2 separate regions of the Homo sapiens genome follow, and region 2 is linked to region 1. Evidence: chromatin loops called from intact Hi-C (ENCODE). Cell type or tissue: prostate gland. All regions are shown on one strand. Links, peaks and the distances in the headings refer to the core of each region. The heading gives the core; the rest is flanking DNA.

The links. Peaks named below come from ENCODE experiments on the same cell type or tissue, not always from the same donor. Only the 100,000 strongest peaks of a DNase experiment are listed, where the experiment ranks them.
Region 2: a loop joins it to region 1, with 3 times the contacts of the local background. A loop is called at or near these places in 1 of 110 quality-filtered maps.

The regions. Positions count from the first base shown.
Region 1 is chr1:56,139,992-56,156,962 of GRCh38, reverse strand. LOC124904188 (a long non-coding RNA gene) reads left to right here. Exons shown (of 2, transcript XR_007066109.1): 1 at 1-1,244; 2 at 1,908-2,306. Among named protein-coding and RNA genes, the nearest start is that of LINC01755, 200 kb to the right of the region's middle. In prostate gland, for the core only: no CTCF peak of the experiment used is centred there; a DNase peak (open chromatin) is centred at 10,292; H3K27ac peaks cover 1,037 bases.
Region 2 is chr1:55,978,822-55,995,792 of GRCh38, reverse strand. All of the region lies in intron 2 of LOC105378737 (a long non-coding RNA gene), which reads right to left. Among named protein-coding and RNA genes, the nearest start is that of LINC01755, 42 kb to the right of the region's middle. In prostate gland, for the core only: no CTCF peak of the experiment used is centred there; no DNase peak of the experiment used is centred there.

The sequences.
Region 1 (16,971 bases), core at 5,407-13,406:
CCCCCTCGCCCCCACCATTATTTGCTCACCTTGAAGGTAATCCAGGATAGGAGTCCCTCTGAAGCAAACAGAACATCCATCAAAGACCCGAAAGAACATAAGGTAATTGGCCGGGTGCGGTGGGTCATGCCTGTAATCCCAGCACTTTGGGAGGCCGAGGCGGGTGGATCACAAGGTCAGGAGTTCGAGACCAGCTTGGCTAACATGGTGAAACCCCGTCTCTACTAAAAATACAAAAATTAACTGGGCATGGAGGCGTGCGCCTGTGATCCCAGCTACTCAGGAGGCTGAGGCAGGAGAGTCGCTGGAACCCAGGAGGTGGAGGTTGCAGTGAGCCGAGATTGCGCCATTGCACTCCAGCCTGGGTGACAGGGCAAGACTCCATCTCAAAAAAAAAAGGAAAGAAGAAAAGGAATATAAAGTAATTTATTCCAGCTTGTTTTCTGTTTATTTCATTGTTCCAAGCATGATTCCCTCCATTCCATCTGCAAGTTGAATTCCAGATCATCTTCCCAATCATCCTCCCTGAAGGGCATTTCTGAGAATGTCATTCAAACTACTTCCATGGTTTTTCTGTGGGCCTTTGCTTATTGCTGTTTCCTTGCCCTTGAATGGCCTTCCCCGGGGTTTTTGTGTTACTACCCATTCCTCTAGGCTCAGTTCTAATTCCACCTCCTCCACCATAAAGCCTTCTTGGAGGAAATTAAGTGTAAAAGCCCATGCTCTAGAACTGGGATTACCTGGAGATTGTCATTATTATTATAATTATTATATACATGTTCATGGTGATGATGGTGGTGGAGGTGAATTCCAAGTTATTCACTTGCTAGCTATACAACTTAGAGGTATTTGCTTAATCATTGTCTCAGTTGCCATATCTGTAAAGTGGGAATAATATTTATGTCTATTTCATAGAACTTTTGAGAATACTTACTGAGTTAAAAGATGTGAAGTAGTTAGATTAGTTAAGTGTTCAATATCATCTTCTCTATAAAATCAAGTTGATTTGGACTTCTATAATAATTCTTACAGCCTTCATGCATTTCTTAAATAAATACTTGTCAAGGTTATATGTGCTAGGCACTCTGTGAGGAAGATAATCACAGTGTAGGATGCCGTGTTTATAGTATTGTATGTTTGACTCCTGTCCTTGTTCTCAGGCCGCAAATCCTATCTATGAAGATAGGCACTTCCATTCATTCTGAAGTCCTCACATAGTAGTTATTCAGTGAATGTACCCTGGGGTGAGTTAAATTTTTCTATGGATTAAAGATCTTTCATAGAGATGGGCCCTGAAGGAGCCATGTTTTACCAACTGATCATCCCTGATCTCATAGGAGAAGTGGATGTGTCTAATGGCATTACTTTGAATAGAGACATATATCACTTAAAGATAGCATCTGATATCACATGAAACTCAAAGTTTATGTAAAAGAATAGCACATCAATAACACAACTACTAACACCACTATCACCATCACTATTGCTATTACCATCACCACCATCATTATCACCATCACAACCATCACCAACATGTATAGCATCGCCACCATCATTACACCACTACCACCACCCCCACTACCGTCATCACAACTATCACCATTATATATACCGTCATCACCATCACCAGCATCATTATCACTACCACCATGAGCACCCCAACACCATCACCTCCACCACCATCATCACCATAAACATGTATATAATAATAATAAGGACAAAAAGTTAACAGACATTGTTGATTTTCAAGGTTACCCAATAATTTTATTAGATGGGAATTATTTTTATCACATTTGATGACAGAAGTAAGTTTCAAATGCCATCACTTTTTAAATTTGTGTATTTTTTCTATTTTAGAAATAGTAATATCAATGATTTTGCAGGGTATATCCTGTTTGTTCCTCCAGATCCACTTTTCACCTTTCCCCTTACCTGCTTTGTGCTTCAAGAAACTGACTTCAACAGACAGCATCATCTGGGCTTCTTTACCCTGTAGTGTTCAGCTGAGTTCAGCCAATGGAAGACACTAGTAGAAGACTGGAAGGATAGAGGAGAGAAAGATTGGAATATTTATTCCCATCTCATACTACAGTTTTTGTAGTGATGGTTCTTCCTATTGGACAGCTTCCACCTATAACTACAGTTCTCTCCTGGTTCCAGAAACTGCTTTCTCCACTTCTGACCTAGGAGTAGCCACAGCTCCCAGCTGTTGTTAGACCCCAGGTGTATTTTGTCATCTCTTGTTACTTCCCTTAACCCTGCCACAGCTCTGAAAATAGTCCAGTAATTAAATACTTTTTGAGCTATTTCTTTGAGTATACCACCTGTTTGTTTCGTGCCTGGACCCTGAGTGATACAGTATAATAAATAATGTTCAATACAATATACAATGTAAAATACAATAGATAATACAATTCCTAAAAACAAAAAGGAAGAAAGGAAATAAAGAATAAAAAAAGAAACAAAGAAGGAAAACCGGATTTCTACCACCAAAATGAAATTATTATTACAATTATAGTGTATTTACTTTTAGCTTTTTAAATGCAATTTTTATGTAGTCATTACTGTGGTATATATGTATTTATGCTTATTAAGTAGTTATTTTTAACATTGCCTGGTCTCTATCAACATCATTTTTAATGATTGGATAATGGACTATTTGGGGGTGTTTTAATTTATTTTTCAAGTTACAAATGATGCTGTTTCTATATTTTGGTTATATCTATGACAGATTTCCTAAAGTATGATTTTTAGATAAAAGGAAATGAATACTTTTTGACTCTCAATAATATTCTCAAATTTCAAATTAAAGGATTCTATTTAGAGGGTAATATAAGTCTCATTTTTTAAAGCAAACCTATTATCCCTAAATGTCTATTTTTAAAAATTAAAAATATTTAGCAAAAATGTTTTCTATTAAAAAAGGAGAGATTTAAAACATTAATAGTTATTTTCATAATTGTTTTGTTTCATATGGCTTTTGCTACTAATTTTTTTTCCACATTCAGTGTAAGCTTCCTTTTACAATTAGGTTAACATTGTTATTTTTTGCTCTTTTTGTGGCTTTCTTAAAGTTTTTCATAGTCTAAATGCATATTTAATTAATAATCAAAGGTAAAAGCAAACAAAAGTTTTGATATTTTGTGCACCATAGGTTTTTTTGGCATTAATTTTGATTCTTTAAAAATATTGCATTACAGTCTTATTTATCTTGCTGACATCTCTTAAAATTTTGCTCTGGAGGCAAGTGCCTTGCTCACCTCACCCTCATCTTGGCTCTAAGGCCGGTGTCTCACTCATGTTAGCACCTTCAGTCCTTAGCATAGGTTCAGCCCCTCCAAGGTATGTGATGCATCCTGACTGTTTGCTTATTGGGGCAATTTATTATGCTATGTCTTACATATAACGTGTTTTGGAAGAGGGACTCTCGAGCTGATTGACATGAATCATTTCCCTGTCCATAGAAACAGACTTTCCCATGCCCTCTGCTGCCCACTGTCTGGGTAAATGAAGCATTTCTGAGGTGATGGCTTTTGTAAATGTGCCTTAGAGCCCTCTGTTTGATTATCCATTTCATTATGATTGCCTTCCTTTACACAAATACTATCTAAATATTATGACAAGAAATAAAAACAAAACAAGATGAAAAAGGAAAACCAACCATCCATTCTTCTTTCTTCAGGATTAAGCATTGAGCAAAAGTATAAAACAATTACAATTTTACCTAATTGACTGCAGCTGTGCAAACAGACCAGAACCCTAGGAGACTGATGTTCCCCCACCCCTTCCCAACCCTCACCCCATGAACATTTTGATAACTGGGTTTGTTTCACTTTTGCCCAAGGTAAGGTGTGGATAGGAAGAATAAAACCAGGTTGACTGGATGAGAAGGGAAGGAATGTATCCTTTTGTAAGAGTCAAATGGAGCTTGTGCCCACGGGATTTGATTCTTTTGTGGTTCCAATCTCCAAAACTCCCTTGTCAAGAGGAAAAGGTCATCTGGTCTCAAAATAGACTAGAGAAGGTCAGAGCAACAGTCCGTCTTTCTAGGCTTTGTCTTACATAGAGAGGAGGGAATTTTATGATACCTGGTCAATTTGTGTCAGTCTCTTTAAATTTGCTGCGATTGCATTTTATCCTTGGAAGTATGTGTGCTTATCCTCATTTTATAGATTAAGAGATAGGAGCTTAGAATGGTGAATGGTTGAAAGTTAACTTCTCTAACTAGTTCTGGGGAATTTGGGATCTGGACTTCCATGGCTTGATTCTGAAGTCCATGATCAGACATGGTCTTTTATGACATTATGTTCCATAACCAGTATTATCTGCAGGGCTCCTTGAATCCTGGCTTCTACCTTTTCCCCCTCACTTCTGTCACCTACGTACTTTCAAAACCTCCAGCATCCTCCTCCATTCTCCTACTCTCAACTACCTCATTCTTGGATCCTTGTTATCTGCTTCTCTCAGCAGTGGCCTCCCTTGACATCTGAGGTTTTTTTTTTCTTTTTTTTTTTTTTGTATTTTTATTTATTATTATTATTTTTTTATATATATATTTTATTATAAAACTTTGGAGGTTTAGGCTGGGCGCTGTGGCTCATGCCTGTAATCCCAGCACTTTGGGAGGCCGAGGCGGGCGGATCACAAGGTCAGGAGATGGAGACCATCCTGGTTAACACGGTGAAACACCGTCTCTACTAAAAATACAAAAAATTAGCCAGGCGTGGTGGCTGGCGCCTGTAGTCCCAGCTACTCGGGAGGCTGAGGCAGGAGAATGGCGTGAACCCAGGAGGCAGAGCTTGTAGTGAGCCAAGATCGCGCCACTGCACTCTAGCCTGGGCGACAGAGTGAGACTCCATCTCAAAAAAACAAAACAAAACAAAACAAAACAAAAACAAAACTTTGGAGGTTTAAAGCTGAAAGGGGCCACCAGCAAGAACCTTCATAAAGGCAGAAGATAATGAATGTTGTTGGTTTTTGTAAAATCTTTAGCACTCCACATGAATACTTGGAAGACCTTAAGAAGGTGCCAAATGAATGCATGTTAGATAAACATATTTTAAAAAGACACACAAGGACCTTGCTTTCTAAAAATAATGAAATTGTTATATTGATGTCATAAATTTTTACTATAATTCTTATTAGTGATTTCTCAGATTCTACGTGATATATTTAAGATTTTCCAGTTGTACTTTAGTAACAGAATCTTGGATCTCTGACTGCCACAATGTTTATTTTTAAAATGCAAGAAAAGCAGATATGATAAATAAAGAAAACTTTCAAAAGGATTGGTTCAGAGTAAGTCAGAAAGGCTGAAGTGTGAAAATGTATCTGTGTCAGGCACTGAGTATTGCGTAAGTCCAGGGCATAAAGAGCAGAGGTCAAAGCTGCTGAATTTGGAATCACAAGTCTTGGTTCTACATGAAACTCTGATCAGCCCCTTGATCTTAGACAAATCCCTTGCTCTCTCTTAGCCTAAACTTTCTCTTATTTTAAAATGATGTGATTGAGACATCTGACAGATATCTCTGGTCTTTTGAACTCTAAAGTCATTGGTTCAGATCTAAAGTCATTGGTTCTCTGAAAGTGAGTGCTCATAATTATGGAGTTTATATTCTCAGAGAGGCATATGTCAGTTTTAGAGGGTAATAATTTACAATCATCTCCTGTAAACGGATTCTCTTCACATACATCACAGAGCTGCATGGTGGTGGTAGCTTTTGCCATGTCTTCATCCAAGAGACGCCTTGAACAGTGCCTTGCATCCTCAGTCCTGGGGACATGTTTGTGTGGAAACGTGACTTGCAGGCGATTGAACTGAACCCAAAGGAATGTTTCAGGTTTGCTCTTGGCAAAGTCCTCCTTTCTTTGCTCCCTAATGAAGAACTGGAGGGCCAAGAGAGGCCTCACATAGCTCTTCTTGGCTGTTGCCTCCCTCTTTAAACAATGCTGGATGCATTCTCTAGAAAGAAAAGGAAACATATGGATTGAATTTCCCTCAAATGCACTGTGGTCTAGGAGTGGATTGGAGGCTGGTGGAAGGGGGGGAGTGGGGCAGAGAGGAAGGCTTTGGTGCAGCACACCAGGTAACTTAGTAAAACCTGGGTACCCTGAGAAGCGGTGGGGTGAACGTCAGGGGTCAATAACTAGCTGTGACTAGGTGTGCTCCATACTGGCCACAGTAGGACAGACCTTTATAGAGGACCCTTGGAAATGAAGGAGTGAGTAGAATGATGTTGTATTGGGAAACAGGGAAAAGATGTGGTCACTGAGTCAGGCAGAGGCTTCCAAAATTTTTGAAGAGTCCTCAAAAGTCCGAATGTCAAGGGATGTTTTTTTCTGAGGAAAGCAGGTCTGGCTCTATTTTGTGCCTTGTGCAATGGGATTGAGAGTTTGGGATTTAATTTAGTTTAATGAGAACAGCATAAAACAGTGTGTACAAATCCTACTTCTCTTGCCAAACTACTGAAGACTCACTAAATGGAGAGTCATGATGGGGCTCTCTCTTTGGCATTGGAGAAACAATTGCATATGGCAACTTGGAGGGCAAGAAAGGGAAGATGGAGACTGTTTGAGAGTAGAAGTGCACCATTGTGCTTTTGTGCATGTTGTGCTTCCACTTACAAAGTCCTCTCATCCTTCTTTCTCTTTGTGACCAACTCCCTCTGCTTCTTCAGTGCCTGAGCTTCCTGCCATGATACCCAGGCTTGCAAGATCATGTTCCCTCAGGAGTGACAAGCTGTACAAAGCTCTCTTGCTACATGTACATGAGGACTTGAATTAATCTGTAATTTTACATGTGTATAGATAGCTTCTTCTAGACACCGGCGAGCATGTGGTACTGCTCTCTCTTGATCCTGATCCTAGATACCTGTTTCTGTCCTACTGGTCCAGAGTGAAATCCTAAAAACTGAGCACTTGACTGTTGGCCTGACTCATTCCTAGTACTAATATGTCCTTTCCCTTGGGGAAACTGGTGCCTGACTTCCATCATCTCCTTTAGAATGAGTCGTTTTAGTGTACTTGAGAACCAAGAACAGCAAATGCTCTGAAGCGTGAATCACATGACGCCTCTTTCCTTTGAATCAGATTCTCCCTGGTTTTAAACTTAAGATTACACTGAGTCTTGCCCATCTCCATTTGACTTGATTTTGAATTGCCAGGTCCATTGGGCGAGGGGCTGATTTTGTTGGTCACAGTCTTCTTTCCCAGTCTCTAAATTTGTTTATCCCTTTTAGTGATGGGAGCTCCCAACATGCCATGTCATAAATGAAAATATCATTTAAGACTTACTCTAATGTTAATTCTTTTGTGGAGTCTGTCCTCCCTTATTTAAGAAAAAATAGTGGCTCCCTTTCACTTGCTTCTCATATTCATTTTGCATTTATTATGTTGTATTATAATTGTGACCTCTTCGAAGGGCAGAGACTAGGCATGCTTTGTAATTGAATTGTTATAGTGATACAGTCCTATTTTCATTCCTTGATATCTCCTAGAGTGTATGGCAAGACAAGCGTGCTCAATAAAAGTTTCTGGAGCAGATGAAATATTTATTTCCGTGCCCCACTCTTACAGATGAGAAGGTGGCACTCAAAGAAGCTTGATGACTTAACCAGATCCTCAGTGAAATCCTTTAGGGCAAAACCATGTTTAATTTATCTTCATACTTCCAATGCCCATCACAGCACCTGGCATGTATTAGACAATCAATATATGTATTGTATTGAATTGTAAAGGAATTCTGAAGACCACAAATCTACTTAGTGTCAGGGCTAGGGCTATAAACATGTATTGGCATTTAAAATCTCAGGCTATAGTAAGATTAAATTGTAACCAAGATGTTCAAGGTATTAAAAAAAGAGGTAACATGACGACATCTCTTAAAGTTTAGTTTTGGCAGATAGTTCTTATCTATTCTTCCTTTTTACCGGATATCCCTTTTTATTGTCCTGTCCAAATCATACAACACTTAAAATATGTGCTTGGCTTAACACTGAGCAAGCCATTTCCTTTCTTTTTGATAAATATTCCAGATTGTGAAAAAAAAATTGCCTTAAGTAGCAATTCTACAATGAGATTTATTCAGGAGAGGACATCTATAAAAAGTTTTTTCATGTTTCCCGGATAACTTGGGAACCTATGTTTTCTGAAAATACTGGATATACACAGATGCTAAGAAATGTCTCAAGTGAGCAGAGTAAAATACAATGGTTATAGATGCTAGAACTGCAAGGGGCATCAGAAGGAAAAATGAATTATTTTGCTATGTTACCTCCTGCACACCAGAGGGCTCTGCACAAATTGTGGTTGCCTGCTTTTCTACTTGGAGATTACAGGTTTAGTTAAGAGACTGGTAATCTTTCTGTAAAGGGCCAGGCAATAAATATTTTAGTCTTTGCCCATCAGCTGATCTCTGTTGCAACAACTTGACTCTGCTGCTTTTACATGAAAGCAACCATGGACTACGTGCATATGAATACGTGGCTGTGTTCCAATAAAACTTTAGTTATGAGCCCTGATCTTTGAATTTCACATGACTTTCATGTACCATAAAATGGCATTGTTATTTTAAAATTTTTTAACCGTTTAAAAATGTAAAACTTCTTAGCTCACAGGCTATTCAAAAACAGGCAGGCCAAATTCAGTTTGTGGGCTACAGTTTACTGACTCCAGGTCCAGTTAAATAATAGTAATAATAATAATAATAATAACAACAACTTCCATTTGATGAATCCCTATCTTGTGACAAGCACTATATACATTTTACCACTCATTTTTCAGGTGAGGTGGTAAACAAACATTCAGAGAGGTTAATTTGGTCAATGTCACAAAGCAAGTAAGTAGAAGAGCTGAGAACCAAATGCAGATTTGTCAGTCATGGAATCCATGCTTTTCACCATTATGCCATGCTGCCTCTTAATTTAAAATATGCAGTTTTACAAAACTTACTGATCAAATTGTGGCTCATATTTGCAGGCTTTTGTTAATAGGGCACTCTAGAAGGAGTTAAGATGAGATTCAAGTGTTGGTACCAGCAATGCCAATAATTCCCCATGTGACTTTGAGGAAAGCTCTCGAGTTTTCTGAGTCCTCTCAACCATAAGACAAAGGGATTGGAAGAGGGTATAGTGATTTTCAAGGGCAGTGGCAATTTTGTCCCTCAGGGACACTTTGTAATATCTAAAAACATTCTTGCCTTCATTTGCCACTGATAACTTGCAGGAGTGTGCTATTGACTTCTAGTAGGTAGAGCCCACGGATGGTACTAAACATCCCACAATGCACAAAACAACTCTTCCCCCTCCACCCCACCCACACACACAACAAAGAATTATCCAGTCCAAAATGTCAATAATGCTTAGATTGAGAAACCATGGACTAAGGTTTGAGGAGCTAATGTACCAATTATCTCCTCAATTTCTAAGAACTTGAATTTTTTTATTCATTTCATGAATTCATTTGGATTCATTTAATTAAAATCCAACTCATTTCTCCTCTGTGAATCATAGATTCCTTTTTTATAAAACAAGAGGATTAAACAATATAATCCCAGAGATTCTTTCCAGCTTTAAAAAGTTCAAGCGTATGATTAATAGGGTAATATTAAAAATAAATGTTGTGCTATTAATTCCAAGATAACACGAGTCATTTTTATACTTTTGTCTCATTAACTAGTGCTGCCCAACTCCCTCATCCTCACAGGGCAAAGTTTGTAAATTTGAAGTTCATGGCCTGAACTCAGCCTGCAGATGTGTTTTGTTTGGCCAATAGAGTGTATTAGAACTTTGAGAGTTAGTGGCCAACATTTAAAAGACTGGATATTTCCAATCAACATCCACATTTCCAGATTTTTTTTTTTTTAAATCATAAGATCTAGCAACTCTGGACTTGATTCTTGCATGGCAATGGCTAGCTGAGGCTGAATAAAGCTATTTCTTTAGATGAGGCCTAGTTCTCCTTTAACCAGACTTCATAGCTCACAAATTTGAACTATACCTGGCCATCTTCATTTATTTATATGACTTCTGTCCCTACCTGCCTGGCTCCTCAAGGTAGCTGAATTTGCTCCTCCTGTCCTAGAATTCTCCATGTGCTCATGGAATGCCCAGAAATGCACACGGTGGGCACTTAGAATTGTGGAATTTTAGAATAAATGAAATACATGTTAAACCCTGCAATTGAGTCTAAGTAAACAAGAGGATAGGAACAGGATGAGGAGAACAGTCTTTGCAGCAGCTTGTAAAAACATCTTAAGAGTTTTAACGGACAGTATGAGGCAATGGTGTTCTGTGCCTGCCAACTAGCTAATGTGATCCCTGGCTATATTATTAAGAGTGCAACATTCTGATGGGACATAGGGCAGTCCTGCTCTTCTCTCTGCTGCTCAGATGCATTTGACTCATCATGATTATTTCTTGGCACTACACTTGAAGTGAAGTGATTTTAACAAGGAGTTGAACAATGAATTGGTGAGATGGCTTAGAATCTCTTCACTGGAGTGAGATTTGAAGAAGCTGGGGCCACTGATTCTGGAGAAGAGAGGGCTCATGAGGCACAGGTGAAACTTTTCAAATGTTAGCATAGGTGTCCTGAGGAGGAGGTACAGATAAGCACCATGACCTTCAACACACGCTTCCACCCCTCTCTTTGAGCTTCAGTTTTCTCATTTTTATAATAAGGGGATTTGATTTTTAATCCCCTGAATAAAAATTAATCTTGAATAAAGCTATATAGCTACGCAAAATAAATGAATTTACAGCTGCTTTGGTTGGGGGGTTTAGGAGGCCTAGAGCCTCGACTACTTAGCTCTTCTTTTCAGCCCTACAAGTTTCACAACTGAGAGAGCTCTCCAGAGCCATGGAGTTTGAAAAACCCTGATCTAGATTTCTAAAATTGCTACTAATTCCAAAGCTTTTATATATCACTCAGCCTGTGTTTTCTGGCTGTGAAACAACAAGGAAGGCTTTTGGAATAAGCTTAGGGATGAGATGCACTATCAAAGGCAGGGATGGGGAATAGAGAGTCCCAGTGAAAGAAACAGTAAGAGTCATGGAGAACTACACAGACTGGCTGAAACCTACTTTGCTTAAAGTGAGTCAATCCCCACTCCATGACAACTGTCTACTAACAAATGATGATGGCAGCTTTGTCTTTGTTTCTTTAGATGCTTTTGAAGTCTGGCTCTTGTCGACAGTGTGGTTTTCTCTTTAACACCAAGTCCACCTCCCCACCCCCTTGCATTTTGTGGTTGTCATGCAGTTTGAGGATTACCCCAGTGCAGGAGGTGGGTCCCCATTGGGTTAAGCAGTCATGGTGATCCATCTTTCTTCACAGTGATTGGTTCAGGAGCCCAGGCCCCAGCCAATCAAAGTGTTTAGAATCCCTGTAATGAGGATTGTTAAGGAATGAATGTATCACCCAGCTTGGGCAATGAGAGCTGCAAGGGGATGTTGGCTGAGGCACCCTTTAGGAAACGTTTCTTCATTTGTAAGAAAGAAGCAAATGAAGAGATAGTTTCTGTCTTCCTCTGGATATTGGAATGTGGTCATGTGTGCACTAATGGCCTAGAGTTGCTGCAGCCATTTTAGTGATAGCCTGAATAGAAAGTTGGCCTGTGGAGAAAGACTGAGTCAAAAGAACTTCAGGACAGTGGAGCCGTCAAATCTGAAACCTGCTGACCTTCTGGACTCGTAGGCATGTAAGCCAATAACTTCCCTTCTTTCCTCATTATCTTAGCCAGTTTCATTTAGGTTTTCTGCTTCTTTAAGCTTAATGAATCTCAACTGATACACCAGCTCTTCCAAGCCAGAAAGGTTTCCTTTCGATGACGGTGCATGGGAGTAGTGAGTCATGTTGAAGAATGGATCAGACACATCTTATGTCCCACCTCAGAGTCTCTTGGCCTTACCTGCCTTTTGAATCCCAGATTGCTTATTCTACCCCAGCTGCTGCAGCAGTCTGATTCTGTGATAACTCACAGTGTTAAACTTCCTAAGGCCAACCAACATCACTCCTGAAATCAATAGTGGCTCACAACACTTTTGGACTCATACAAAGACCAAGCTGCGGGCACGAGACCTGGCTTCCTGAGCAGCTGCTATAGGAGCCAGGTGATGCAACTTAGGATTGTGGGGGAGTTAAATCTCTGGAAGGTAAAGTTTGAGCAATGGAATTTAGGAGATGTGAAGGAGCTGGCAGACACATTTCCATTCCTCCATGCAATAGACTGAACCAAGGAGCATGTTCCTCCCGGAACAGCCCATGTGGAAATATCTCATATAGGTAGACTGATGCCCCTGCTGAAATGCAACACCTTACGTTTATAGTTCTGCTTCAAACTGCCTCGCTTCCCTTTTCGCTCAATTTTGCAGCCATAAAAACATACCTCCTAAATAAAGCATTAGCATTCAATACTTACCTCAGGCTCTGTTTCTAGGAAAGCCATTAAGCTAGAAAGGAAAAGATCAAAGAAGAAATAAATGGTGGAGAATTAGACTATTGCCTGGGTGTGGTTTTGGTATTTAGCAAATCAATCTTAGATTAACAATCTGGGTGGAATGCACACCATATAGTATATACTGGTTAAGAGCTCAGAATATATAAGTCCCAACTCTGCCCTTTACTAATTGTGTGATCTTGTTTAAGTTACTTAAGAATCTAACTTGTCTAATAGGGTAATTGTGAAGATTAAAGAAGATAATGCATATAAAAACATTTATCACAAGGTTTCTCAACCTTAGCTCTATTGACGTTTTGGGCCAGATAACTTATTTTTGTGGGGGACTGTCCTGGGCATTGTAGCATGTATGTTAATATCTCTGGCCTTTGCCCACTAGATACAAGTAACCTGACCCAGTTGTGGCCATAAAAAAATGTTTCTATAAATAGCCAAATGTCCCATGGAGGCATAATTTCCCCCATTTGATAAATACTGGCCTATCCTTAGCTGACAGCCAGCACCAAATGCTGTACATGTAAGTGAGGTCACCCTAGACCTTCTAGCTCAGCCAGCAATCCTGCTGAATGCACCCGTATGAATGAACCCCTCCAAAACTACCAGAAGAATCATCTAGCCAAAACATAAAATTATGAGAAATCATGAATTACTGCTATTTTAAGCCACTAACTCTCGGTTGATTTGTTATACAGAAATAGAAAACTAAAGTGAATTGGTAACTAGAAGTATAATGCTGCCATAACAAAAATCTCAGCTATGACATTGGCTTTGGAACCAGATGGTGGATAGGGGCTGGAAAGAGAAGAGAGAAGAGAAGTTAGAGGAGCAGAAAGGAAACTGTGATTGAAGACAAAAAAGAGGTGGGGGACAACCTTGGTATAGACTGGCAGAATTATAGTAATTTGGAAGATAAAAAAAAGTACCGATTGAACTTGTTGGATCGGTCTAAAGAAAGATTCAAGCAGAAGGATAAAAATACTAAATTTTTAACTTTAACTCCATATAATACAGTATGAAAAGAGAGATTAGCTAATTAAAGAACTGTAGCATTTGCAAGCAGAATTAAGAGAAAATGTAAGAGAACAAGTACTTGCTGGGTTGGAAAATAAAACTGTTTTATACTTTATGTCTCTCCAGCTGGCAAAAGATTATCAAAGTAAAAAATGGCTTCAGGGCAAAGATCAGATCAAACCAAAGGTGTAGCTATAATATCTTTTGTTAAGATCTCATAAGATTTAAGATGCCTAATCCTTTTAGCTAGAAAAAAAAACTTCTAATCATCTCAGTGGCATTGTCCCAAAGAAGCCTAACTTTTCTAAAGTGGATAGAGGTCTGTCTCAAAAAAAGAATTGTGGATTTGGCTTTTGGGCACTTGGAGTAAGTGCTGTTAAGATGAAAGGGGAGAACCACAAAGATTTTAAAAGAATTATGTTGCAATAGAATTAGTAACCTGAATTTTGGTACCTTGAACTGAAAGGGATGAAGACAGTTCACATGACAAGAGGCTTGTGAGAAGCAGAGCACACAGGCTTCTTGAGAAAGCTACTCAGATACAAGCAAGATTCATTTCCTTTAGAAAAAGAAGAGCCTTTTAGAAAGCTAGACAAAGAGCTCAGAGAGCAAGGTGAAGATTCGAGGAGAAGAATGAGCCCACTCCAGGGGTAAAGAACCTGTTTCCAATCGAGGAACATTTTCTGCTCTCAATGCAGGAAGCCTGACAAATGCGACATCTAAATTTCAAGACTGCTAAGAGTTAGTGACTTCTATGTGTCTCCCATTATCCCATTAGGAATGGGATTGTCTTTTGTAGATCATTTTCCCCTAACTCAGTGTTATATGTTGGGTGTGCCTGGGAAAGATACCTTGTCTTTTTAATTTACAGGGCTCTGGAGTTGCTACTGTTCAAGATTTGCTGTGCCTGAAACCCACACTTAAGAAACTTCATTTACATACAGACCTGAAGAACATCATAAAATTCTGGACTTTGAACTTGATGCCATAATCTATGAGATAACAAACCTCCAAAATGGCCTCCTATGGAGTTTTATAGTGTCCTCCCATACTGAATAGGGCTGGCCTTGGTAGTTAACGAACTACTAGAGAAAAAACTATGTCTGTCTTTCAAAGCAAGGCCACAAATGACACTTTAGATTTTTCTTTGCTCTCTGTCATATCACTCACTCTGGGAAAGCCAACTTCCAACCTTACAGGGAGGTCGACTTAGAGAGGAATGGAAGTGTCTTGTCCACAACCACGTGAGTGAGCCTTCTGGATAGTGGGTCCTCCAGTCCTATTCAAGCCTTCACATGGGACATTTTGACTGAAACTTCGTGGCTGACATTTTGACTGAAACTTTGTGGGACACCCTAAGAGAGAAGCACTCACCTCCTGAATTTTTGACTAACAGAACAGTGAAAGATAATACATGGTTATTGTTCAATTTTAACAAGGGCAGCTACATTTTGGAATTATTTGTTATGAAGCAATAGGTAACTGAAATAATTGGGATTAGACTTTTGGAGGTCTTAGTTTGGATGTGAGAGTATTTTACATGTGGGAGGAATATGAATAATTTGTGGCAAGAGGGCAGAATCTATAGATTGTTTAATGGCCACAAATTCCTCTCCTCCCAGTATGCATGCATGCTCCCTTTTCAATGTAACATTTCTGGCTCTCCCATCCAGAGATGGACCTTTGTTTTAAAAAAGCATGTTATTGAGGCTGGGTGTGGTGGCTCACACCTGTAATCCTAGCACTTTGGGAGGCCTAGGCAGATGGATCACTTGAGGTCAGGAGTTCAAGAGCAGCCTGGCCAACATGGTGAAACCCCGTCTCTACTAAAAATACAAAAATTAGGCAGGTGTGGTGGCAGGCGCCTGTAATCCCTGCTATTCAGGAGGCTGAGGTGGGAGAATCACTTGAACCCAGGAGGCAGAGGTTGCAGTGAGCCGAGACTGTGCCATTGCACTCCAGCCTGGGCAACAGGGCTAGACTCTGTCTCAAAAAAAAAAAGAAAAATTATTGAATCTGGACATCCTAGTGAATCACTTTTCTAAATAGAATTGGCAGAAGTAAATTTATGTGACTTCTGAAACTAAGCCTTGCAAGGCCTTGCTGCTTCTTCCTTTGTCCTCTTGGATGGCTGCCCTGAGAAGGCATCTAGGAAAGTCAGTCCAGTCACCTAGAAGGTGAGAGGCCACATGGAGAAGAACTCAGGCACCCCAACTGATAGCCAATAGCCTCTCCCAGACTTGTGAATGACGCCAACTTCCAGCCCAGGCAGATCTTTAGCTGAGTGTGGCTATGCAAGCAAGCCTTGGCACATTTGCCAGAGGAACCTTCAAGCCAACCTACACAATTAGTTGCTATTGTTATGGGGTTGTAAGTTAAGCAGCAAAAGACAAAACAAACTTTATTGTAACAATTTATATAAAGTATAGTCTTGAACTTGTTGTTTCTCAATAATATCAAAAGCTTTATTTCAAGAAATTATTGTTGATGACATCTTGGAATATTGTAGAATAATGGCCCTTATGTTCTATGTAGACACAACTTAAAACAGAATTACTGGCCCTTTTTTTTTGTGGAATCAGCCGCATGCCCTGTGTACTTGCTCCATATTGTCTATCCAATACAAAAAACACATACCTGTCTTAGTCAATTGTCTGTTGGTTTAACAGGATACCTGAGATTTGGTAATTTATAAAGGAAAGAAGCTTATGCCGCTCATAATTCTGGAGGCTGGGAGGTCCCAGATCCAGGGCCAGGCATCTGGTCCGCTTCTGATGATAACCTGTGAGAGATGAAAACTCACTCCCACAAGAAAGGCACTAATCCCTCTTAATGAACTAATCACCTCCTAAAGATATTCTTTCTCAGCACTGCCACATTGGAGACCAAGCTTCAACATGAGTTTTGGTGGGGACAAATCATATTCAAACAATAGCAATGTCCAAATCTGTAATATTTAGCTATGCATTTTATGGGACAATTTACTTAAAATTGAATTTTTTAGATTTCTTGACTAATTCAACACATTTGCATTTGCTCTCCTTCTCTTACATATACAACTTTATACTTGGTTTAAAGCAGGTCATCACAGAGGCATGGATATTATTTATTATTGAATTTGATTCTCACAACAACCCTATGATGTAGGAAGGATAGATATTTTAAATCTTCATTTTGTAGATGAGGGAAACTCAGTAATACTAGATCCTTCAACCCATGATGTACATTTAAGGTAAAGGGATTTGCTTGCATTCATTCTTTGCATTTTGTTCCCTTCCTGCTACAATGGTGTCTAGGTAATTACTAAGGGCCTCCACATTTAACATTCAGTGATCTGAATGAATTCACTGTACACTATGCTATAATTCATCTGGTGGGAAACTGAATGCCAAAAGACTGTTAGCTTTAGTAAGTGGTTACTGAGTTGCTTGGTTGTCTAGGCAGTTTGGTGGTGGGAGATTCTGTTTCAACGTCTGTCTGGGGAGGCAAACAAACAAAGCTTT
Region 2 (16,971 bases), core at 3,780-11,779, 160 kb after region 1:
TACTATGGTTTAAATATGTCCCCCAAATTTTGTATGTTGGAAACCTAATCCTCAAATTTGTATGTTGATGACATTTTGAGGTAGGGTCTTTGGGAAGTAATTAGGATTAGACATCATCATCAGGTTGGGGACCTTATGATGAGACTGGCAGCCTTTTAAGAAGAGAAAGAGAGACCTGAGCTGACATACTTTTGTCCTCTCACCATGCAAATGCTTTCCACCATGTTATAACACAGCAAAAGGCCCTCACCACATGCCAGTGCCATGCTCCTGGACTTCCCAGCCTCCAGAAACATGGGCTAAATAAACCTCTATTCTTTATAAATTATGCAGTCTGTGATATTTAGTTATAGTAAAAGAAAATAAAAGATATTCATGAATGCTGATTTCGGGCTTCATCCCAAATGCAATGGGAAGCCACCCATGAGTTCTAGGTAAATAAGTGATACTGTTAGGTAAAATGGTCACTCTAGTACCAGTGAGGAGAGTGAAGAAAAGAAGGTAAAGTAGAAAGCTTCTAAGGTGGTCCAGGTGGTAAATTATGTCATGATTGAGGGTAGTGCAAGTCGGGGAGGAAAAGAACTAGGTAAATTTTTAAGAGGTAGAATGTCTGTCTGTCTGTTTGTTTGTTTGTTTGTTTGTTTGAGACAGAGTCTTGCTCTTTCACCCAGGCTGGAGTTCAGTGGCGCCATCTCAGCTCACTGTAAGCTCTGCCTCCTGGGTTCACACTATTCTCCTGCCTCAGCTTCCCGAGTAGCTGGGACTACAGGCGCCCGCCATCACGCCCAGCTAATTTTTTGTATTTTTAGTAGAGATGGGGTTTCACCATGTTAGGCAGTATGGTCTCGATTTCCTGACCTTGTGATCCGCCAGCCTCAGCCTCCCAAAGTACTGGGATTACAGGCGTGAGCCACTGCACCCGGCCAAGAGCTAGAATGTAAAGAACTTGAACTTGGAACTTAATTAAATGAGAGGTTTGAAAGAAAGGGAAGACTGCCAGTTTCAGTAGTTGTATAGATGGTGGTTCTATTTACTTGGAAAGGGACACACTGGAAAGAGAGAGAGAGAGAGGGAGAGAGAGAGGGTGGGGAGAGAGAAAGAGAGATAGAATGGGAGAGAGACGAGGGATGGGGAAAGTTAGGCAGAAAGAATGGGAGAGATCTGCTTTTAAATGTATGTTCTGCCACTTCCTTGTCATGTGCATACAGAAAAATTAGAAATTCTTGAGTCTTAAATTCCTCATCTGTAAAAGGAAGATAATATTAGCTTTTAAAGTAGTGTTGATGCTCAATGAAAATTAAATATTAAATGTACGATGACTATCATAAAATGTTCAATAAATCAGACTTCTCACCTATCCTCTACCTTGTCAGTCATAATTGTCAGATTGTTACTTGAGGAAGTATTGAATAATAAGCATTCAAGCCTGGACATGAGAAGAGGTATACTTATCAATAAGTTGCTATGTGACATTGGGTGGGTGACCATCTCCCTCTGTGTCTTCTTCTATGTGGTGAGGAAATCAGTCTGGATGATTTAGTGAGTCAATGATACTGCAGTCAGAATGTCTACACGTCTCAGAGTATCTCCCAATATCAGCAATCCTCTGGAGAATTATCTCGTGGGCACAGGATTGTGGGGAATATAAAAGGCACAGAGAAATCTCCCATTTCAGCTTCAGTCAGGATGACATGAGTTATCTTCTCAGCAAGCAGCTTTCCTTTATTGACGGCAGTGACAGGCCAATTGCCCTGATGTACGCACACTTCACTCTCCTTGTCAGACTGTAACGTGAGAGATATGTGTATTGGTTTCTTAAAACCGACAGATTCATGAAATGAGAGTGCCTGGGAGAGAAAACACATGAAAATGGAAAATGCCACAAAGCTATATTTTCAGGACAGTACAGAGAAGCAATAATCTGTTTTTCATTACAGACAAGAATGTTTTCCTAGATGGTGTAGGCAGACTTCAGTATAGTATTCTAGAATGAGGGGGTTGGCCAATGTACACTGTCCTGGTCAGACCACAAACTAGGGATCATGTCTGAGAGCTGTCGTGTGTGAAACCTCAGGCTCTGGAATCAGATGGTCATGAGTTCAAAATACGACACTATTGTTTTCTAGCTATGTAACTCTGGAAGGGTTGTTTAATCTAAGCCTCAGTTTTGTCATATGAAAATAGAGATAATAATCATAACACCTTCCCCATAGGTTCTTTGTGAGGATTAAATAAGAGAGTGTAAGTAAGGGAATTAGCAAACAAGTGTGAAAGAGACTGGCAAGGCCTGTTGCTGATTTTGGACAACAAAAGATTCAGGACCTTGTCCCTTGTGGAATCATTATATTAATTTACTGAAGGTACTTGGCTGAGAGAAGAGCATGCACAGAATTTATGATTATAGGATTTAAAAGACTAAAGAGCTATATTGGGAAGAAAAATAGGCTTGTGAATAGGGTTCAACTACCAGATGGAGAATTGGATTAGATGGTTTTTAATGTCCCTTTTGATTCTGAGGTTCTGGGATTTAATTGAAAATCTGTAAATAAGTTGATTTCTTTTCTCTTCCATTTAGTTATTAGATGAGGAATATATGCCATTTTTGTCAGGTGTATAAGGATAAATAAATAGGTAATATATGGTCTTGGCCCACAGTCTAGTCTGATGTCTGAAAAAGCAGGAGGCAGAGACAGTCAAGAGACTTGGTTTCTATTTTCAAATCCACATTCTATTATTAATGTTTTGTGCAAGTCACTTAACTTTTTAGACCTTAGTTTCTCCCCCTATAAAATGGGGCTAAAATTCACCCTAAAATTTTACAGTTATTTTGACACTCAAGTGAAATAATACATGTGGGGGCACATCAAAATTTGATATAACAACAGAAGGTTAGGTGCTAAGTGGGACTTTTCTTAATTTTCGCAAAATTACTACCAAGACATAAAGATGAGAACAAAGAACTTTTAAGTGTCCCATATCCACATTTTAAGGCAGAAACATGCCACATTTGGGACCCAACACCCTCCTAGGTGGGCTTACTGGGTCCACTATCACCTTCTTTCCAATTTCATAGTAGAAGAGGACTGGGAGAAAGAAGGGGTGTCATTTTTTAGGGAGGTGCTAACTTCTCCTTTCACCTCATGAAAGTGTTGCTTTTTCCTACAATACAGGGAAAAGAGACCCAGGAAAAGTGCTCAAAAAGTGTAAAGATGCTCAGTTTGTGTCCCTGTCACTAAGCTAGGGATTACTTCTCTCGGGGTTGCTTAGACAGTGAGTCAGCAGAGTGCCCAATATTGTCAGGGTTTGGAGAAAGATAGGAGAGAGATGGGGGAGCTGAATGTCAAAAGGCCATCATCATCAAAACCATGTGGATTTCCCTTCATCAGAGAGTGGCTGAACTCCAGCTATTTGACCGGCACCCTGAAGGCAGATACTCAGTAAGCAGGGATACTCCAGAAGCAAGAGACCATGACTGATGATATAGTTTGGATGTTGTCCCACTCAAATTTCATATTGAAATGTAATCCCCAATGTTGAAGGTGGGTGTGGTGGGAGTGACTGGATCATGGGGGTAAATTTCTCATGAATGGTTTAGTACTATCCCCTTGGTACTGTCCTCATGATAATGAGTTCTTGCAAGATCTGGTCACTTAAAAGTATGTAGCACTTCCCCATTTGCTCTCTTGCTCCTGCTCTGACCATGTGACATACCTGCTCCCCCTTTGCCTTCTGCCATGATTGCAAATTTCCTGAGACCTCTCTGGAAGCTGAACAGATGCCAGCATCATTCTAGATGTTCATAGTCCCATGCTGCAGAGACATGTCAATATTTCAACTGCTTTCGCCCTTCACATAATGGGGTTTACAGTTAGTATTCCTGCTGTTTTATTTCTTGATGGGCTGTGATTTAGTGATGACTCTGGGCATCCTTTTTTATTCAACTCTCTAAAATCCCTTTTGGGAGATCATGCCTTTTCTGACCCCCTTTATGGTAGCTGGGTTTGGCCTAGGGATTGGGGAATGAGAGACTTTCCCATGTTCCAAAAAGAGACAAGCCTTGTGTTTGCTCCTTTTCCATCCCTAAATGCCCTGCCTCTGGCAGAATTCCTGGATTTTCCTGAGTTCATACAGCACCTAATATAGTGATTTGGATACAACAGCTACTGAATAAACTTTTACTGCATAGCAAAATAGGAAGTAACAAAGCCAGATATGTCTGGGTCCAAAGCTGCTCTCCTTTTTCCTTACAGGATATTGCATTTGAGGATACTGTGAGAGCTCTGTCAGAGGCTATCAGAGAAGCTCCCTGCATGACAGCAGAGTGGTCTAGACTGGACCCCAAGTCAGACCAGCCCAAATGAGCAAGGTTTGCAGAAGGTGGTTTGTATAAGAAGACCGAAACAGGGTGCAGCTCAGCGCTTGGGAAAGTTGCAAGGGGCTCTGAAGTGTGTTGTTTGATTTACATTTGTGGGGTTCCATAAATAGGCACTTCACAGATGCAGACTCTCAAAATTCTACCAAGAACCGCACAATATAGCTGACCACACTGGTCTGCACTTGATAAGTGAGGAAATAGAGGCTCAGAGAGCCAGAATCACATATATAATTACTACCAGAGCTGGAATTCCAATTCAGGCTCATCTAATTTGAAAGCCCATTCTCTTTACACCACACTTCACTAAGACCAAGTCAGCCCTGCCCCTGGGGAGAAATTCCCTAAGCCTTTAGCAGAGATCTTGATAGTCCTAATGTATTAGCTTCTCTAATACATGTTTATAATTCTTGTTGTTGTTTGCTGCTGATGTTGTTGGTTGTGTCTTAAGGGAAGGGCTAGGAGGGCTTACTGAGAACACTATCACGTTCTTTCCAACTTTACAATAGAAGAGGACTGTCTCAGAAGAGAATCTGGGGCTCTTCTGGATGTTGTGGGTTTCACCATTGGAACTGATGATTCTCATGCAAGAGAAGACCCTCCCTTCCACTGTGGGCACTAAACTGCAGTTCTCTAGACGTCTGGACAGGAATTTCAGCACATGCTGGAGGGCCGCTCCCACAGAACTTGTATCTTTTACTTCAGCAGACTCCTGGCTGCCAGTTCTGTATCTCTTTCTTTTTCTGGAACCACAGAAGATCACATTGTCCAATGTGCCAGGCTAGAAATACTAGGGGATTAAGCTGCAGCTCCATGTTGAGGTAACTGACTTAATAGTACACCGTTTAGTGACTATCTTCCTTCCTCTGTTTTTCTTCTTTTGTTTGTCTACCGTTGTCTGCATGAACAAAATAATCCATTTGTACCCAAATATTTATATCAGGCTCTACTTCTGGGAGGGCCAAAACTAAGACTAAGAGCCATGGTTTCATGTTTAACCATGCGATAAAACCTTGTTCTATAAGAACAATTGCTTTCATTCTAGGGCCCCATTCACATAGCACGGAAAACAGTAACGATGTAACTGTTCTGTAATATTTCTGTGCAGAGAATATGCAAAACAGTGTGGGCGAGGTTCTTTACCAAAACAAAACAGTGCAGACCATGTGATCTCTGGCTCTTTTACTGCATAATCTGGCTTTGGAGACATTGCTACACATTCATGCTGAATGTTCTTGCTCTCTCTCCTATTTTCATGCCACTGTGTCTTCATGCATATCCCCACTTGGTTTTGACAAATCTGGCCTCCTAAGCCTTAAAGCCATTTCATTATTGCTGACACCAGTCCATTGCTCAGACTCTAATACCTCACTTTCTCTGGTTATGTAGGGGATTTTCTTATGATCCTGGAAGACATCCTGGGAGATAAAACCTCCGAAGTATCTGGTTTCTATTAGAATCAAGTCTGTAGGATTAGAAGTTTCTTAATGCACAATTATAAAATGCACAACACCAGATGTAGTTGTCCATATCTTCTTTCATATTCCTCCTTTCCTATTATTGCTCAGCTAAATGTTTCCATGGGGAAGAAAAACACTTGAATCTTAAAGTGAACTGTCAGCTGATGTCCCTGAAGTACATTCATGATATTGTTCCCAATGTCCACATGTCTCTGGAGTCTGTATCACATCCTAGAATCCATTCTATGCAACCTCATTAACTGCAAAGGGCATGGGACAAGTTAAAAGGGATCCTGCCTGGCAGGTGAAGCATGGTGTCTGTAAAACACGGTGATGGCTACTATGTCCATTCAAGCTAGTGGGATGTTTCAGATGTATCCTCTAAAGTGGATAAACTAACAATCCAGGTACTGGGAGTGTACCCAGGGGTTATTCAGAAGTCCAGGCTAGCAGATTACATCATAGAGTTGCAGAGGCTAGAAGGACTTTAGGGTTAGAGGTTGGGCTTGAGTCCTGGCAGCAGCTTAATAAAAAGCAGTGGTTCTTCACCTGCATCTGCAAAAGTGAAATGAGGCCCATGAATGTCCTACAGTATTATAGATATTACAGAAAGAGAATTACCACAAAACCACCCAGGCTACTAATGACAACTTCCTTATCTTTATTTTGGAAATGTGGCAGCTTATCATGCTCATATGTTCAGCAGAAACATCAAATAACATTTACATAACTTTTACTAGGAAAAAGCCATGATAATGTAATGATAAACATAAATGCGGTTTAAGTATTATTTATTCCTCCTGTATCTCTCACTGGACATATGTTTCTCAAGGTCAAGTTTCTATCTTAACTTTGCATTCTCAGCACCCACCACAGGAAATGTTATGTAGTAGATGCAGATGAAATACAGTATTTGTTGAATGAAAGTTAAACAAGAAACCATTTGCAACCTCAGCACTTAACACAGTGTTCTAGTAGGCAAGCATTTGTTGAAGGACTGAATTAAGTATACAAAATATTGCACAACAAAAGGACCTGGTTAGTAAATATATTAAAATGGATTATTATATATGTTCTTATGTCGCATGAGCAGGAGTGGGACTAACCACCGGGAAACAAGGGAAGTGGAGTTTCAATCTGAGGAAGAATCTGTACAGTTACAGCTACTGAATAGCAAAACAGAGAGGGGGCAGACACTTCTATTTTCCCTAGCTCCCAAACGCTTCTCACCATTATCATCCACTCACCACTACACTGATTTCAAATATTTCACAGAGCAACCACTAAATGGAAACAGATAATCACAGATAATCCTTATTTTGCAAATATGGAAACAGAGAAATTAAGCGAGCTGGCTCCTATTGCTCTGTGAGGCTGAGAACTTGGAATAAGTGTCATCATTGATCATTCCTCTTCCAGACCACCTAGTTTCTCATTCATGATTATATTTCCCTAAAGGGTACACACTTGAGAGTACTTTTCGAAGACTTAGCTCCAAGGACATTACTAACATTAATGTAAACTTCATCATATAACCTGGGAATAAAAAGCACAATGGGAGAAAATTAACTTCTGAGAGCTGGAGGTAATAAGGAACAGTTGAAAGAGGGAGGAGACTAAATTTTATCCCCAGCTCTGGCATTAACTAACTGTGGGGCATTATAGATAAGTCCTAGAACCTCTCCAGACCTCAGTTTCCCCATACCAAAAATGAGGGAATTGTGGAAGTTACTGTCTGTCATATGATATTGTGTGTCTCTTTAAGATTCTGCAAATTTAGGACACATAAAAATATGAAGTCTTGGGAATACTATCCAAGAACCATCAAGAGAGAAGGTAAGCCAAGTTCATAAGACAATTTAATCCTCAGAAGCAAGACTCAGCCAATAGCCAGACAGGCTGCGATTCCCTTTGCTGTGTTTTCCTACTTTTGTGCCAATCCCAAAATGCTAAGTCATTGCTTTTGCTAGAAGGATATTTTCTTATTGCATTCTGAGGATTTGAACAAATATTTTCTTCTTGAGGAAAGCTTTCAGAACATTTTCAAATTGAAGGTTAGGCTTTCACGACAAAAGGAGCCTCCGCTCTGAAAAATTTAACTCCCAGGTTTGGATAGATGCCGCACATGGAAGAGAGAGATCAGCATCTGCTGGGCTACACTTTGTTTGACATAGCCCTTTCTTTCCACCAATACTGAAATGGCTTTCAGCAAAGCCTGTGGGCACTGTGGTTTCCACAGCAGTCCTCTCAGGAGGGGCAGACACTGACAAAGCATTTAGCTTCAGCCTTGTGACTGGTGACATGCTGAAGCCAACCAGTTGGCTACCTACATGGAAAACTATGAGACTCACCTCCCCCCTTACCCTTGTTTTGTAGAGATGCCTGCCTGAAATTCCACTTCTGGGTCCTTATCCCTTTCCTACAATTATGCAGCTTCTTTCAATTGCAGAGAAGGGTCAGCCTGCAAAAACAACAGGTCCACAAACTAAAACGTTGCTTGCTAATAATTTTATGAATCAATCCACAAGAAGTGGGCTCCTATAATTCCCTATTATTTAAAAGCATTTATTATGCTTTTAAATCACTTCTGAATTTTTTTATTTTTCTTGATTCCAGTTAGTAGATGGAAAAAAATATATAAGCTCTAAGGTGGTAAATGATTAGAGTTTTTTCACACTGCTGAGTGAAGGGTGTCACATTTAATGCAGCTCTGCATAAAACCAGGCTTCAAAGGTGGCTAATCATCTAGTTGTCAATTCATCATTTAGGTAGCAGAGAAAATAAGCTTCACATTAATGTGTATTTACCCTTTATAAATATTGGCAAACATTATCTCTTCTAAAAATTCTTCTCTGAATTCCCAGAATGAAGAGTTTTTCTCTGACCTGTGTTCCCAGGGCAGCCTGAACTTTCCATGGTCACTTACCAAAATATATTAAAATTGTGCCTCTGTCTCTCCAGTTGAGAGAGAACAGCCATGTCTCACTCAGGTTTGTACCTTTCACCTCCTTAGAGACTTTGCTCAAATGCCACCTTCCCAATGAGACCATCTTATTTAAAATTTCAACCTATCCTCTGCCTCTTTTGTTTGTTTGTTTTCCCACAGCAAGTTTACTGTCTGACATATTTAATTATTTATTTATTTGTTTACTTGATTTATTTTTATTGTCTATTTTCCTCCTCCAGCTAGAGTGTAGACTCTACAAAAAGTATTCTTTGTTCATTCCTATATCTCAAAAACCTAAAATAGTATCTGGTATATAGTAGGCCCTCAATGAATACTTGTTGCATAAATGAAAAGGAAAAAAGAAAATATCTTAGGGTCCTTCCAGTAAAATGTTAGAATTTTTTTGTCCCATTGTGGTAAAGTTTGGAAGATTAGATTAAGTAAAGTTTAAGAAGCACATTTATGAAGTAAGTAAAGAAAGGATATTGTGTTTTTTTAAACAAAATTTTTTCATCCCTATCTAACGGACCTCAAATGTGGAACAGGTATTTGATTCAAATAATGTGAAGGAAAAACTATGAGAGCAGTGACTTTAGTTAAGGTTTAATGAGCTTCAAAGATCACTCCATGAATTCAGAGGACAAAGGGTCAAAGAAGATATTACAAGATTTCTTTCAGAAGAAACTAATTGATCTTTTCAAGACTTCCCCAACAGACAAAGAAAAGCCATTATGAGCAAGATAGATATACAGAGCAGCCTTTCCACTAATCCCTTTAGATTTTCCAAGAAAAAAAAAAGTTCTTCATGGCCAAATCATGTTGGGAAACCTTGTGTATTTCACAATTCATTATACTATGATAAAGGATTTGAAATGTACTGCAAGAATTTATTTTTGTTTAGCTTAGTGTTTTATTTGACCTCAGAAGCCTTTTTATTTTTTTACATATTGTACAAATACACCCCTTTTGCTTGTGAAATTTTTCTTAAAACCCTCTTTTCGGCTGGGTGCCGTGGCTCATGCCACGTGTAATGCCACTTTGGCTCATGCCAAAGTGTAATCCCAGCACTTTGGGAGGCTGACCGGGTGGATCACCTGAGGTCAGGAGTTCGGGACCAGCCTGGCCAACATAGAGAAACCCTGTCTCTACTGCAAATACAAAAATTAGCTGGGTGTGGTGGCATGCACCTGTAATCCCAGCTACTCGGGAGGCTGAGGCAGGAGGATTGCTTGAACCCGGGAGGCAGAGGTTGCAGTGAGCCAAGATCATGCTACTGCACTCCAGCATGGGCAACATAGCGAGACTCCATCTCAAATAAATAAATAAATAACCCTCTTTTCGTCCCTTCTACCCACATATGGCCTAAATCCCCCTAAATTAATCTTAACTCCAGAGCTAATCTATTGATGACTTCTGGAGAAATAATATATCTGGAGAAGGTTAAATCCAAGGATGTCAAAATCTAATAATTATTTATTAAGAAACTGCTTTAAATGAGGGCCCAGTAGTAAGCTCATATAACTTTCTATGTAATATTAGGATGAAATACAGATAGAAATGCCATATTACCTGGAAGAGGATGGTGAGGATTATTAAGACATACCATTAAGATAAACTCAGTTTAAAGATATACTAGGATCCTAACCACATGGGATTAGTAAAGAGAGAAATGAAGAGATAGAAGGAGAGAGAGAAAAGAAGATATAGAATCCCTTCTATATAGCTATAGAATGGATTGAATGAATTTTGGAAAACTGATTTGGCTCTAAGGTTTATCTTTTAGAAAGTGGTCAGTAATTCCATATTCAACATTTAGAGAAGTATGAGTGCATGATTAATCCCGACAGGTATCAACAACCCTCGGACTTTCATCAAAAAGGATAAAAATGGTATTTATTTATTCAGCAAATATTTACCAGTGTGCAGTAGGCACTTGCTAGGGATATAGAAAACAATAATATAGCCTTTATTCTGAAGACCACAGTCTAGTAGGGAGGAAACACTTGACAATCAACTTAATACTCCTACTCCTTCATGGTAAATTATACTTTTTCATTTGAGCAATTTCTCAGGAATCCATGTGGGATTTCAGGAAGTAGGTGCTACTAAAAGTCAGAAGGAACTTGACCATGAATCCATTCCTTCACATCAGGACCCCGACTTCTGGAATTTGAGGAAGGAATCTTTTTTAGGGAGTATTACCAATGGAGCTTCAGCAACCAGGTAGGCACTGTGGTGGGCATCACAAATATAATATCATATTTAATGCTCACAACAATCTTTTGAGCTACATATTTTGAAGATGGGGAAATCATAGTTCAAGACGGGAAGTAATTTTTCCAATGTTCTACCATGTGTAAATTCCAGAGTCTGACATCTTTATTGAGTTTGGTCTTCATGATCTGTCATGATAAACTATCCCAATATCAGTAAGTCAGAAAGTTCCTCAGGTATAAAGTAAGATTGAGACATTTATGCAATCAGGGTAGCACAGATTTTTACAGTTATGTTGGTTTATGTGGAAATGTAAGGTGCTTAAATAGATGCTAGCATATTAGAACCTGTGGAAAATTGGAACCTAAATTAGAGGTGAAAGGTAGATATAGGAAAAGATATAGAAGACTAAGGTCAGCCAAGGTGTAAGTCATAAGAGAAATAAAAGAAAATTAATGTGTTTTTCCCCTAGGTACATAGTGAGTATCTTGAATATGTGATGCTAAATCTCAGTAACATCATAATAAAATATGTAGCACAGCCAGCCAGAAATTATATTAAGACAGCATATTAAAAAGGATCCAATAGTTCAATATCTAGAATATAGCCTCTGTGTACCAAATCTTATTTAACTAATACCTCTTAATTGGCATTTAAGTTGTTTCCTATTGAATTTTTTAACTTGAGACTTAATAAACATATTGAAAGTATTTCTTAAAAATAACTGAACAAATTTGAATGAAACCTTTAAAAACATACTATCAATTAAATCTAAATGTATCTCTTTAACTCATTTTCTCCAGATTAGTCTCTTTTCAATGAAATTCCAAATCAATTTCTGGTCTTTCCTTAAGCTTAGTTGATAGTAATCAACCAGTATGACTAAAAGAATACATAGTCCTTGTTCTGGTCCAGTACAAATCCTTTTTTTTTTAAATAAGATTCTAGTTTTTGTTACCCTTGTCCTCTTGTATATCCCATAAGGTCTTGTTGGTCTTCAGTTTATTATGGAATAATTCTATTCATATTTATGTCTATCTATCTATCTATCTATCTATCTATCTATCTATCTATCTATCATCTATCTATCTATCCATACATACATACATATGACAGTTCGTACTTCCTATATCAGCACTTGATTGACTGTAAGGATAGTCTTTTCTTCTTCCTCTTCCTCTTCCTCCTCCTCCTTCTCTTCTCCTCTCCTCCCCTCCCCTCCCCCCTACTCCCCTCCCCTCCCCTCCCCCTTACTCCCCTCCCCTCTGCTCTTCTCCCCTCCCCTCTACTCTCCTCCCCTCTCCTCCTCTTTCTTCCCCTTCCCCTGCCCCTTCCCCTTCCCCTTCGCCTTGTCCTTCTCCTTCTTCTTCTCCACTTTTTGACAAAATCTGGCTCCATCCCACAGGCTACAATGCAATGGCATGATCTCAGCTGCAACCTCTGTCTCCTGGGTTCAAGTGATTCTCACGCCTCAGCCTCCTGAGTAGCTGGAACTGCAGGTGTGTGCCATCACACTTAGCTAATTTTTGTATATTTTGTAGAGATGGGGTTTCACCATATTGCCCAGGCTTGTCTTGAACTTGTGAGCTCAAGCAATCTGCCTTCCTTGGCCTCTCAAACTGCTGCAATTACATACATAAGCTACCATGCCCAGCCAAGCATAGTCTTTAATTATACTTCAACATGCTTTGCAAAATGCTCGCTGCATGATTTACATATCAATGCCAGCAATTCATTTTTTGTCTGTCTTTCTGAATGTATATCCGTCTGACTTACTCTTCCTTCCTGCCACTGAGCTCCTTGCTGTTAAAGATACTGGTTTTGCAGAAAGGTAAGAAAATGAAAACCCATTTTCCATTGGGTCATCATGATTTTTCTCATGTATCACTTTTAATTATCCCCTGGTACCAAGGTTACTTTTGAAGCATTTTGTACTATTTTCCTATGGGATGCAGTAGGGAAACAGTATACAAATAGGCACATTAAGCCTCTTTCCCCAACTTGTTATACGCCCAGGATGGGTATTTCATAAACTTATGTGGGGATTTCCTTTCCCTGGACTAGAATGATATGTGGATGACTTGAAGGCTGAAAAGTTGGTGTCCATTTTAAACTTTTATGAATATCTATTTATTTTAGTTTAGTTTTTGAGATGGAGTTTCACTCTTGTTGCCCAGGCTGGAGTGCAATGGCATGATCTCGGCTCACTGCAACCTCCATCTCTTGGGTTCAAGCGATTATCCTGTCTCAGCCTCCCAAGTAGCTGGGATTACAGGCGTGGACCACCATGCCCAGCTAATTTTGTATTTTTAGTAGAGATGGGGTTTCTCCATGTTGGTCAGGCTGGTCTCGAACTCCTGACCTCAGGTGATCTGCCCACCTCAGTCTCCCAAATTGCTGAGATTTAAGGTGTGAGCCACCGCAACTGGCCCATGAATATCTATTTTAAGAACATCTCTTTAAAGCTGCAAGGGAGACGGATGGGGAAAAGGATCGCCGCTATTCATTCATATAACTCCTTTAGCAAAACAATAGCCCTTAGCAAAACATTATCCTTAGAAGGAAGTTTAGTTATCATGTTTTGTTACTCAGCAATGACCCAAGTGATTTATCAAAGTACTCTGTTCAGGTTCATGCAGTACTTACTTTGAGATAAACTCTCATAGATAATGTTTTCTCGATCTCCTTTTTTATTGATGTTTCAGTGTTCCTTACAGACTGATGGTCCATGTAACAGTCTGGCTTGCTCCTTCACCTGGTCTGCCCATACCAATGATCACATCTATAGGACTTGCACCTTACTAAACAGTGAGGAAGTCAATGTTATGGACTAAGGACACAGTGTTTCTCTTGGCTCTGTACTAGAGCTAAGGATGAAAAGAGATATATTAGAGATAGAATGTATTATTTGTTACCCTATTTAAATATTGGCTTTAACAATGAGGTAATAATATTATTAGTTAGTGATTCAAAAATGCTGTTCTGTCTCCCTTGCAAAAATATAAGTGTGATAAACTTGGAGAAATAATCAGGTATTAACTATATTTCTCTTTCACTTAAAATTTAGATCATTGCTTCCTACATTGTTTTCCAGTTCCAAATACATTAGTAGATAGTGGCAATTATCATGGAATGAGAGGGGATCCATGCTAGTCCTTGAAAGTGTAAACTCTGGTTTAAACACCCCTCTAAGTTGCAACATAAATAGCTATGAACTGGGGTAAGAAGGTAATTTGAGTAAAAAGCTGTTCCTCCTTATGTGCAAACCGCCATTTAAATGGTCAAAGGAATTTAAAATGGGTAAAAAAAAAAAAGCATAAAAGCCAAAATAAAGGAAGATACCATTCATATTTTAGATACCTCAAGGAATTTCTAGAGTTGGATTAAAAGAAGGCATGGCTCAAATCCATCCTTCCTGATAAAGAAAGATGCCCTGCATTATAGCAGTGAGTAAAAGAGATTCTGGCAAAATCCCACTAGCAGCCCTAACAGACAAGCACTAAAGGTGAGAAGAGACATATTAGAGATAGAATGTGTCATTCGTTATCTCTTTTCAAGCTATGAATCTACAGCAGGGATCAGCAAACTTTTTCTGTAAAGGGCCAGATAGTAAATACTTTGGGCTTTGCTGACCCATGCTGTCTCTGTTGCAACAATTCATCTCTGCCATTTTAGCATAAAAGCAGCCTTAGATGATACATAAAAGAATGAGCATGGCTGTGTTGCAATGTAACTTTGTTTATGGACACTGAGATTTGAATTTCATATAATTTTTATGTGTCATAAAATGTTATTCTTCCTTTGATTTTTTTCCAGCCATTTAAAATATTTTCTTAGCTTGCAGGCCATACAAAAATAGGTGGCAGGCAAGATTTGGCCTACCTGTTGTAGTTTGCCAATCCCCAACCTACAGCATTAGAAAGAAGCTTCGTTTAGTGGCCCCAAGGCATATGGAATATCTCAGGAAGCACTGTAAAAGGCGTGGCACATAGCAGCACCAAGAATAAGACCAGTGACAGTTACATGGTTTGCCTGGCATGGAAACATAGTCAAATGCAAAGCTGGGAAAAGATAATCTATTGCACAATAACCTCAGCAAACATACACACACATTTCACAAATTATTTCTGATAAACAATCTACGCAGGAAAGAGAAAGGCAAGATAAATATACAAACAGACGGAACAAATGCACATGCTACCTATTAAAAAAGAAATACACATATAAGAAAAATTTCAGCTTCATTAGAAATAAAAGGAGAGTACATTGAAACAGGCTGATGCCATTTTTTACTTATCAAATTGATACAAATTAAATAGAACATTATTATCTAGAAAGACTCCTAGGGACACGGTCACTCTCATATCACTGGTTGTAGTCCATAGTGTCATACCATTCAACAAGCTATTCTATTGAGAGCAATTTATCCCATTGAAATGAACAGTGATATAACACAGATTCAAGTGTAAGAATATGCATTATTGCAGTGCTACTACTTATGAAAAAATAGTTGAATCAATTAAATGTTTAATAGTACAGAATTGGTTAAGTATGGTCTATCCTATATGATAGAATGTTATCTGGCCAATAAAATCATTTACAGTTTTTATTTAACATGAGAAACTGTTTATGATTTATTCTAGGTGAAACAAGCAGGTCATAAACAATATATACAGTATGATCCCAGGCATTTAAAAATGTTGTGGTGTGTGGGTATGTAGTATGTGGTATGTAGTAAGTGAGTGCATATGTTTATAAAACAATGAACAAAGATTGGGTGGATATACACGAATAAGTTAATAGTAGTGTTCTCTGTGTGTGAGACCATCTTAGAGAGAGATCCCTATAAAGATTATTGTTTTGCATTTTATGAAATAGAATCAAATGGTATGTATTCTTTTGACTTGCTTTTTTGTGTTTTCAAGGTTAATCAATGTTGATGCATTTATTTTTATTGTTATATGGCATTCCATTGTACAACTATACCACACACACTATTATGAATAGCACTCCTGTGAACAATATTGTATTAATACATGTCTCCTAATGTACATGTGCAAGACTTTGTCTAAGGAATATTCCTTTGGAGTAAAATTGATAAGTTGAAAGGAATAACTACATTTAATTTTATTAGGTTATGCCAAAATGTCTGCCAGATTTTATACTCCCACTGGCAGTATAATGTTTGTTCTTCCAGTTCGGAAAAATGCTTAGCCATTATATAATTTAATATTTCTTGTTTCTTTTTTCTTACTATTGTTTGTCTGAAACTCTTATTCATTGGTTAGACCTTCACATTATATCCTTTATGTATCTTAATCTTTTATATGTTTCATTTTTTGTTTTTTTGTTCTGTTTTGTTTTGTTGTTGTTATTTTTGTTTTTTGTTCCTCTGGGTCACATTTTGGGTAATACTTTTGGCTCTCTCTTCTCTACTGGTTTTCTCCTCTGTTGCATATAATCTGATTTTTAACCATTTGTTGAAGGTTTAGTATTACTAATTACATTTTCCATTTCTCTAAGTTATTTTTTGGTAATTCTCTAAATATGTTTAATCATTCCTCACATCCCAAGTTTCTTATACTTTGCTCAAGTTTAAGCCTTTTTTAATTCTTTGAAAAGTAATAAGGCATTATTATTTTATGCAAATATTGGATACTTTTAATATATAAAGTCTTTGTAGCTCTGATGCTTCTATTCGTTTTGTATGCTGACTTTTGTTCTTTGCATTTTATTTCTTTTTTATTTTGTAATCTTTCACTTTGAGCATATTTTCCTGGAACTTTACCTGTGGGAGTACTTAGTGGTATGAATTGAGTTTTCTGAGAGGGTTTACATTTGATTCTGCTAATTGTTTTAGTTCACTGCAACTCACGACCACTTTAAACTAAATTATCTTTATTATGTGTTTTGTACTACAAAGTAGCAAAAACTGGGGCTGAAAAATCCATGTGAGGATTGATTTATATAAATATTTT